Linked DNA regions of Homo sapiens: region 1 is linked to region 2. A link is a contact called in ENCODE Hi-C or POLR2A ChIA-PET data. All regions are on one chromosome and are shown on one strand. Each heading gives the region's core, a stretch centred on a gene start or an enhancer-like site at or near the end of the contact. The rest is flanking DNA. Distances are from core to core; before and after follow the strand shown. Region 1 holds the start of FNDC3A (fibronectin type III domain containing 3A). Region 2 holds the start of ESD (esterase D).

Region 1 (3,827 bases), core at 195-2,694, 2.2 Mb after region 2:
ACTCTGATAAAATCCTCATACTTTGAAACAATATACAGTTATACTTCAATTATTCCAAGATCAACTTGCCAGCTGTCTCGAAGAGGGCCAAATCCAAAAGTTAAGAAAAGGAAACATCTCTCACAGGGAAAGAACTTCTGATAGTGAAGAGCAATGAAAATATCTCAAGATACCACTGCCCTATTTACAACCAGAAGAAAAGAAACCTCTCATTAGCTGGCTGTGGACATAAACATCCCATCAATCTTCACCTGGAGCCGCAGAGAAAACCAGCCGAGAAAGGAGAGAAGAATGAAAAATAAACAGTAAAGCAGAAAGAATAAGAGGAAGGATCAGAGTGGATAGAGGCAGATGAGGAGATGAAAAGCAGTGAAGGATTTTAGAAGAGGTGATGAGAACATTCCAAAGAGGGAAAAAAAGAGAGCACCAAAGTAGGGATTCTATACACCGCAGCAATCCTCTGGGACTTAAACGTATGGCCAAGATATCGGTTTGAGAGTCAGTTATCAACAAAGGATTTAATTAGCCATTGTATTCTTTAAGAATATAGAGAATAATCACATTTTAAAGAGATTTCTGTAAAACAGTTTTAAAAATACAGCTATTTTAAAAGATCGCACAATTAATACACTGAAATAAAGCCCAGACATGCAACTTGTTACATCCATCACCATTTTTGAAAGGACAGTTCCTGAGGCTGGACTCACCGGCCCAAGTACTACCCCCTCCCCAGGTCTCCGGCGGCAACTGTAAGTCAAAAGCCCTCAGGCATTATTGCAGCGTCCCACATTGTTTGAGGTTCCAGGAAGTCGCTGCTACGCTCACTTGTAAGTCTTCGTGCTGTTGTAAAAATTGAGGTCGTGGTTTTCCACGCGATTTGGCTGGCGAAGAGACCACGAAGCCACCCCCCACGTTTTCAACTGAGTAAATATCTAAATATTTTTGCTTGCTATCCAGATCCTGGGTTCGAAGTCTTTGGGATTAGAAACTTCCAAGCCCATTTCAGAGGCTTCCTAGTCCTTGGGAGGAGTGTCTTTTAAAGCACCTGCCAGCCTTAAGTTCGCGTGCTTTCGGAAAGGGGCCGACAGGGTGCGTCTCAGGGGAGCCTTTTGAAATGTGGATTGAGAATTGTGTGAGTGTCTCTAGGAACCTCCATTAACTCCACTTTTCCTGAGTGTAGCTCCGAGCCTGGCCACAGCGGATGCTACCACAAGCCAGGCGCAGCCGGGCCTCGGGAGAAAGCCGGAAGCCCGAGAGGGTGTGGGCGCTCCGGGAGCCAAACGCGGCCGCTCAGCCGCCACGCGCCGGTGGCCCCGCGGGGACTCGCGTTCCGGTGAGAGAGCCCCGGCGCGGCGGGCTCGAGGCGGGGGTTCGGGGTCCCGGCCGCGGGCTCCGTCGGCGGGGCCCGCGCAGCCGCACTCGGCGCGCCGACTTCGGGCTCCTCCTCCCGGCTCCGTAGTAAGCATGGCGGCGGCGGCGTTCGTGGTCCCTCGGGTGAAACAGAAAGCGGGAGCTACGCGGAGAGGGAGCGAAGAGCGGGGCTGAGGCGGCGGCGTCACTGCCAGGAAACAACCCCAACAGTCAGCGCGCCGGCGGCCGCGGCGGCCCTGAGAGCTGACTCTGCAGCTGAGGTAGAGAGACAACGATCAGGAACCCTAAGAAGAGGCGCCAGAGGAGCCGCCTTCTGCCTCAGAACGGCGTGACTCGGAGGTGAGAGCGCGGGCACTCCCTCCGCGAAAGGCGGGGGACACCGAGCCGTCCCAACCCCGTCCCGCCCCGGAGGAGGCGCCGCGGAAACCGTTAGGCTGGGACTGAGGGCCGGGGCACTCTCCAGGGCTCGGCCCCGTCGAGGGGCGCGGACCACCCCCTTCTGTGGGCGCGCTGTGGGCAGAGGTGCAGAGGGGCAGTGGGGCCGGGGACAGGACCGGTCTACTAGTCGGGCACCTGCCGGGGCCGAGCCTAGCCAGGACACGCTTGCGGGGGCGCGGCCGGGGGCGCCATCCAGCCCAAGAGGAGGCGGCATCTAGCCCGAGGGAGGTGGCGCTGGTGCGCGGGCGGCCCTTCTCTCTGTCCCCCGCCTCCTCCCCGCGGCGAGCCGCGTAGCTCCGGAGGGCTCGGGGGCGGGGGCGGGGGCGGGGGCTGGGGCGGAATCCTCCTGAGAGGATCGCCCAGCACCCGCGGCGCCTTCGGCTTTGGCCGCCCGGCAGCCGCCGAACTTGAACGCTTTTCTGAAGAGAGTTTTCCCCGCTCATCTTGGGGTTAAAACCTCGAAAACCCGCCCTCTGTTTGATCCTGCGTGGCTGCTTCCAGTACCTGGCAGTTCCTCTCCCCGGGCGAGTTAACCACCTGTTCAGTCGGGAGGTGGACTCGAGGCTGCAGTCCTCGCCCGGTTTTAACAACCTGGATCTTCGAACTTTTGACACGGCTTTGGAAACGACGTCATGTGTTAGGTAAAGGAAAATGAACAGATAATTTCGCTGTCAGATTGCGAGCAGAAGAGGGACTGTTTTAATGGATGTGGTCGTTAATTGTTCTTTTATTCAACTGTTAGCGTTACAAGCCTTGGGATATTTTAGAGGGTGGAATGCGATGATTTGCTGGGGGTGCTAGAGATTGTGAATTCGAGATTTTCTTTTGTGAGATTTTACGTAAGTTCCTTTGGACACCTTTGTGTCTGACCATCTATTAAATAAGAGTCGCAGGCTGATGAGATTTTTTTTTTCTTTTTGCGGTATAATCATTATGTGTTCACTATGGGTTTTTAAAACCGAACAACGTAATTATTTTGCTTCTTACTGTGGTCTGTGTTTTTTAGTTCTTGAAACCAAAGTGTGTATGCTTCTGTATTGTAGGAATGAAATAACAGTTGAACTCTTACTATAATATTTTATCACCATGCTGTTACCAGCTCCAGTACTAAACATACGCCACTCAGGAGTTTGAGCCATATGTTAGGCAGAAACGAATTGAGTTTTGTGGTTCTGATCTTATGTTTGGATAAATATTTAGTTTTTGCGTATTTACTAACTCTTGTCATCTTGTGTCACCCACAAATGTTCAAGTGAGTTGAATCCCCTGTCTTTTGGATATTTTCTTGGTTGAATTAATTTTTCTTAAGTAATGAGATGAAGTACTCACTGAGACAGATGGTGGCCCAACAGAAAACAGTGATGAAGGATTTTTACCACATCTTTTATGAAATATAACCTGAAATGTTGCTTTTAGCTTTGTAGCCTACTAATCTTGCTTTCTAATCACACCAGTTAGTGGGAAGAAGGGATGATGACAGGAGAAACATCTTGTTAAAATTTTAATATTAAATCTTATATTTAAATTTTTTAGCACTACTACATTAAATTTTACTATATTGTCTTGTTTCATTTCATAGATCATCTGTTAGTTTTCTATGTGTAGGTTAACTGGAAAATTTTTTATCCCAGGCTGGCTACCGTTAGCCACCTGTATGCTTCTGAATTAACTCCCTCTTTTTCCCTTTTGTCTGAATCCTCCAAATCATTGAATGCTCCGGAAAAATAAAATCCTGGTTAACACTGTCAAGCATAGTTATAAGGGTAATTAATTTATCCCAAATTAATAATAAGCATTAAAAAAAACATTCTAGGATTATCTTCTTTTGGTGACGTCTGTGTCTTCACTTCCTCTATCTGTGTGAGTAATTGAGACCTGATTTATTTTAACACACATGTAATGATTACTCTTTACTAGTCACATTTCTACAATATAATAGTAAGCATATTTTATTACTAATTTAAAAATTTCTCCCTCTTCCCTGACCAGCCAGACATAGCTAAGGGCTGAGACATCCT
Region 2 (4,127 bases), core at 253-2,752:
TAAAACCATGCAGGATCACTGAAAAAATAGATGAATAAAACTCCATATAAACTTCAGTCACACTCTACCTGTGTGCAAACACAGTCTTTTTTTTCTTCTTTTTTTTTTTTTTGAGACAGGGTCAAACTCTGTGGCCCAGATTGGAGTGCAGTGGCCTGATCTCGGCTCACTGCAATCATCTCGGCCCCCGGGCTCAGGTGATCCTCCCGCCTCAGCCTCTGGAGTAGTTGGGACCACAGGTGGCACCACCATGCCCAGGTAATTTTTTGTAGAGGAGGTTTTGCCATGCTGCCTAGGCTGGGTCTCTTTTCCTTCATAAAAATTCACATGGCTTGCCTAGGTAAGGATTTCTATTAAACTCTGGGGAAAATTTTTTAAAAAAAATATAGCATCTATAAACGCCAAACACCTTCACATGGCTCTAAATATGGTCTATAATTTGGTCCCAGATTATTTTTCTGGTCTCACTCCCTATTTTGTTAGTTAAACTCAACTATGCATAATTCTAGGATGGCCTGGATGTTGCTATCGGGTGGCTTTACTCAATGCCACGGTACAATGGTTTCAGAGCAGGTTTTGGGGCCAGACCCTCCGGGTTCAAACCCTGACTTCACCACTTATTACTACATGACACTGGGCAAGCTAATCTATGCCTCATTTGCCCATCTGCAAAATGGGTATACAGTAATATATATCAATTTGATAGGGTTGCTCTGGGAATTAAATGAGTTAATTCACGTAGTGCTTAAAATGCTGCTTCTACCACACACACAAACATGAGCTATTATTTTTCCTGCAACCTGAATGCCCTCTCCTTCCAGGTGCGCTCAATCCCATTTCCCTAATGACCCCATCAGAAATGACTTCCAGTCCCCCACAGCGCTCTGAGAGCATTTTACGACCCGAACAGATTTTGTCAAACTCCAAAGACACGTGCTCCCCTCGGCACCATCAGGTGAGTGCTCCTGACCGCGCCATTGGCTCGTGCCCCGACGCGGACGCTGCCTAGAGCAGCAGGTCCACACTCCCCCGAACCAGGCGCCGGCGGCCGCTAGTAACGCGTTGAGGCCAGCTCCCTCCTTAAAATGCGTACACATCTACTTCACATTTTCGCGCGGTGGCTGCGGGTCTAGGAAAGTCTTTCTGAACAGGAAAAAGCTGTACAAATGTAGCGGGCAGTAGGTAAACGGGCGCTCGCCCCGGGTTACACTAGGTTGGAGGCTCAGAGAAGGAAAAGGGATTAGAGGCGAGGCTCCGGGTCACGGGAAAAGGTCCTTGGCCTCCTGTCATGGATGGTGGCGCCCAAGGCCCAGGGTCGCCGTCTCTGCGCTCGTGCCTGCGGATACCTGCACCGCAGGACTCGGCGTCCGCCCCGATCACGCCTAGCCGTGCCGCAGCCGCAGGAAGGCTGACAACGTCCAGGCCTCTACCCGAACCCAGTCTTACCTACGGTGGCGGAGTGACCAGAAGAAGCGGGCCGAAGTAAAAGGCGGGGCTCAAGATGGCCGCCGGGGCCTCGCCTCAGCCCCGCCCATATGATGCCCCGCCCCTCCGGTCCCACTCACTCTCGCTTTTAACTCCGAGAACCCGCTCTTCTCCAGTTCAGTCTCCATGGCCCCGCCGCCTTTGCACATTGCACTTCCCGGCAGCCTCCGCGTGGGCGCCCCCTCCAACTCCTGCCTTCGCCCGCGTTTCTGCTCTGTGTGGTTACTAGGACCAACGAGGAGGGCGTTAGGTTAGTCCCTGTCACCTTGTCGGGGATCAGTCTGCTGTGCGTGCTCAGACTCTTCCCAGAGCCAGCAGCAAGAACCCGAGGCATTAATAAACTTGAGATGTAGCTTCGCTTAACTCGTGCAGAGGGTTTCCGTGTCACTTATGTAGAAACTAGGGCCTAATTTCAACTCCCTCAACTCCTCTGTCCCAAGACTATCCACGTCACCTACTTGGTAGCTTGAGTTAAACAAGAAACCTTTGAAATCTCCAGTGGCCGACACGCAGTGGGAACTCCATCAGTTTTCTGTTTTCTCCCTTCTTCCCTCAATAAAAATTAAGTTGAACTGACTAAGATTTGCTAGTTGATAATTTACAGCAAATCTTTCCTTTTGGTCTCTCTGATTTAAGCAAACTGTTGAGTGTACTTTGCCTCTTGAGAAATTAAATCTGATTACAACAGAGCTAAGTATTTTTCAGCAACGGTTAGACTGACATTGTAAATACACAATCTGATAGTTGGGGCTGGCCTCATGGGCCTGCAACCTGTGCTATTACCCGGCCCCCAGAACAGAAGGACGCTACATTTTCTCTCAGTAAGTGTTGAACCAGGGCCCCACGTTTGTGTCTGGAATTGGGCCCTGCAAATTGTGTAGCTATGGGAGCTGACTTAAGTATGGATGAGCTGCCACACAAGAGATTACCTGCCAGAATCTATTGTGTGGCTCAGGCCCATTTTGCCATAGTGATCTTTGGACTAAATTAACCTGTGGACTGAACCTGTGGATCAATTGGAACTTAGACTGAAAATAATGTTTCATCAAAATAATGTTTTTATTTTGAGAAAGCATTGAAGTAAATTGTTTTAAACTTTCTTTTTACTATCTTTAAGTATAAATCATTGAAAAGGGGATTTTCTTCAGTTTCAAAACTGAAACAGAATAAATACCTAAATTGCAAGTTCTTTATAACTGATGTTTGAACAAAGAGAAATAATTGATTAAATGATATATTTGCCTAATAAGTGGACTGCTGTGAGGTGCAGACTAGCCAAAGAACTGTAAGTGTGAAGTTCTTTACTAAAGGGTTCTTGTGTGAATACAATGTGAGAATAAGCAGAACTAAAATTTCTTTTACCCAGCATAAATAAAATGTTAATAGATCCACAAAAGTCGATTGCTTAAAAATATTAAGAATATATATAATTATCATTATTATTTGGACATGGAAGCAAAGAAGGCTGAAATCAGAAATTAAGGTTGACATTTTAAAAAATGGCACTACCAATAAAAATGGATGAATATTAAGTACACAAAGAAATAGTCCAAAAATTATGTGTAAATGTGTGGCTGAGAGGATATAGGACTCTTGGTTTGAACTAAAATGAGTAGGAATATAATCTTAAGGAGGCAATAAAGGGATGCAATAAAAATGAGAAAAAGTCAAATATACTTGAAGCCTGTAAGAAAAGAGATTGTTTTAGTCAGTTCCAGCTTAACAGAAATTTATTCCTCACCATTCTAAAAGTCTGGGAAGTCCAAGATCAAGGTGCTGATGAAATCTGTTCCTGCTGAGAGCCCTTTTCCTCGTTTGCAGAGGAATACCTTCTTGCTGTAGTCTCACTTGGTGGGTGGGGTGAGGAGAGCTCTGGTTCCTTCATCTTATTGTAAGGGCACTAGTCCCATTCACATGGACTCCACCATCATGGTGTAATTATCTTCCAAAGTCTCCATCTCCAAATACCATCACGTTAAGGATTTAGGGTTCAATGTTTGAATTCTGGGGAACACAAACATTCAATCCATAGCAAAGATAGTTTTAGAGAGACTAGAAAAGACACCATACATAGAAAATAATATAATCTCTTGGGTATCAAATATGCTACTTGAGAAGTGTCCTTGTGGCTTTTCCACAGACTAGAACAGGGTTTCTCAACCTCGGCACTGTTGACATTTGGGGCCAGATGATTCTTTGTCGTGGAGGCCTACCCTGTGCATTGTAGGATGTTTCGTAACATCCCTGGCCTCCACTAGCTAGATGCCAGTGGTACCCCTAACAAGCTTAGATACCCAAAACGTCTCTAGACATTGCCAAATGTCCATGGAAGGAGGGGTTGGTGTAGAGGAGGGCTGCAAAATTGCCCCTAGTTAAGAACCACTGGCCTAGATAAACATTTTTCAAAATTCCCTTTATTTTGATTCTATTCTTATCTAGTGACATTTTGGAAAATAATAGGCTCCATTGTTATTTAATAAATCAGAACTTAGGTTAAAAATGCTTTAGTCTCTGGTGAGTGTAGCTGAGATGATACATTTTCCCAAAGACTTACCATCTCTGAGCATGATACTCACCTTACAGAATTGAGTTTCTGAATGTGTACTCTGAGGACCAGACTTTGGATCATGGGAACTGAACCA

Evidence for each region. A loop is a pair of places that touch in the nucleus more often than their neighbours do. ChIA-PET counts read pairs that join two places held with the same protein, here RNA polymerase II (POLR2A). Pooled maps may share reads with other maps.
Region 1: a map of ascending aorta shows a loop between it and region 2 (20-fold over the local background). The contact joins the promoter of FNDC3A here to the promoter of ESD in region 2. A Hi-C loop is called at or near these places in 7 of 168 maps with a recorded cell type or tissue (CD4-positive, alpha-beta T cell, CD4-positive, alpha-beta memory T cell, CD8-positive, alpha-beta T cell and 4 more), 3 of 37 single-sample maps with no recorded cell type and 14 of 50 pooled maps. POLR2A ChIA-PET finds 5 or more read pairs at or near these places in 1 of 52 experiments (HepG2).

What each region holds. Positions count from the first base shown.
Region 1 is chr13:48,974,468-48,978,294 of GRCh38, forward strand. It overlaps FNDC3A (fibronectin type III domain containing 3A), which reads left to right and starts at 1,445. Exons shown (of 26, transcript NM_001079673.2): 1 at 1,445-1,710. RefSeq lists enhancers at 650-709, 980-1,599, 1,410-1,709, 1,600-2,219, 2,380-2,479 and silencers at 1,160-1,429, 1,760-2,239.
Region 2 is chr13:46,795,659-46,799,785 of GRCh38, forward strand. ESD (esterase D) reads right to left here and starts at 1,503. Exons shown (of 10, transcript NM_001984.2): 1 at 1,447-1,503. RefSeq lists enhancers at 638-1,239, 1,371-1,420 and a silencer at 1,011-1,060.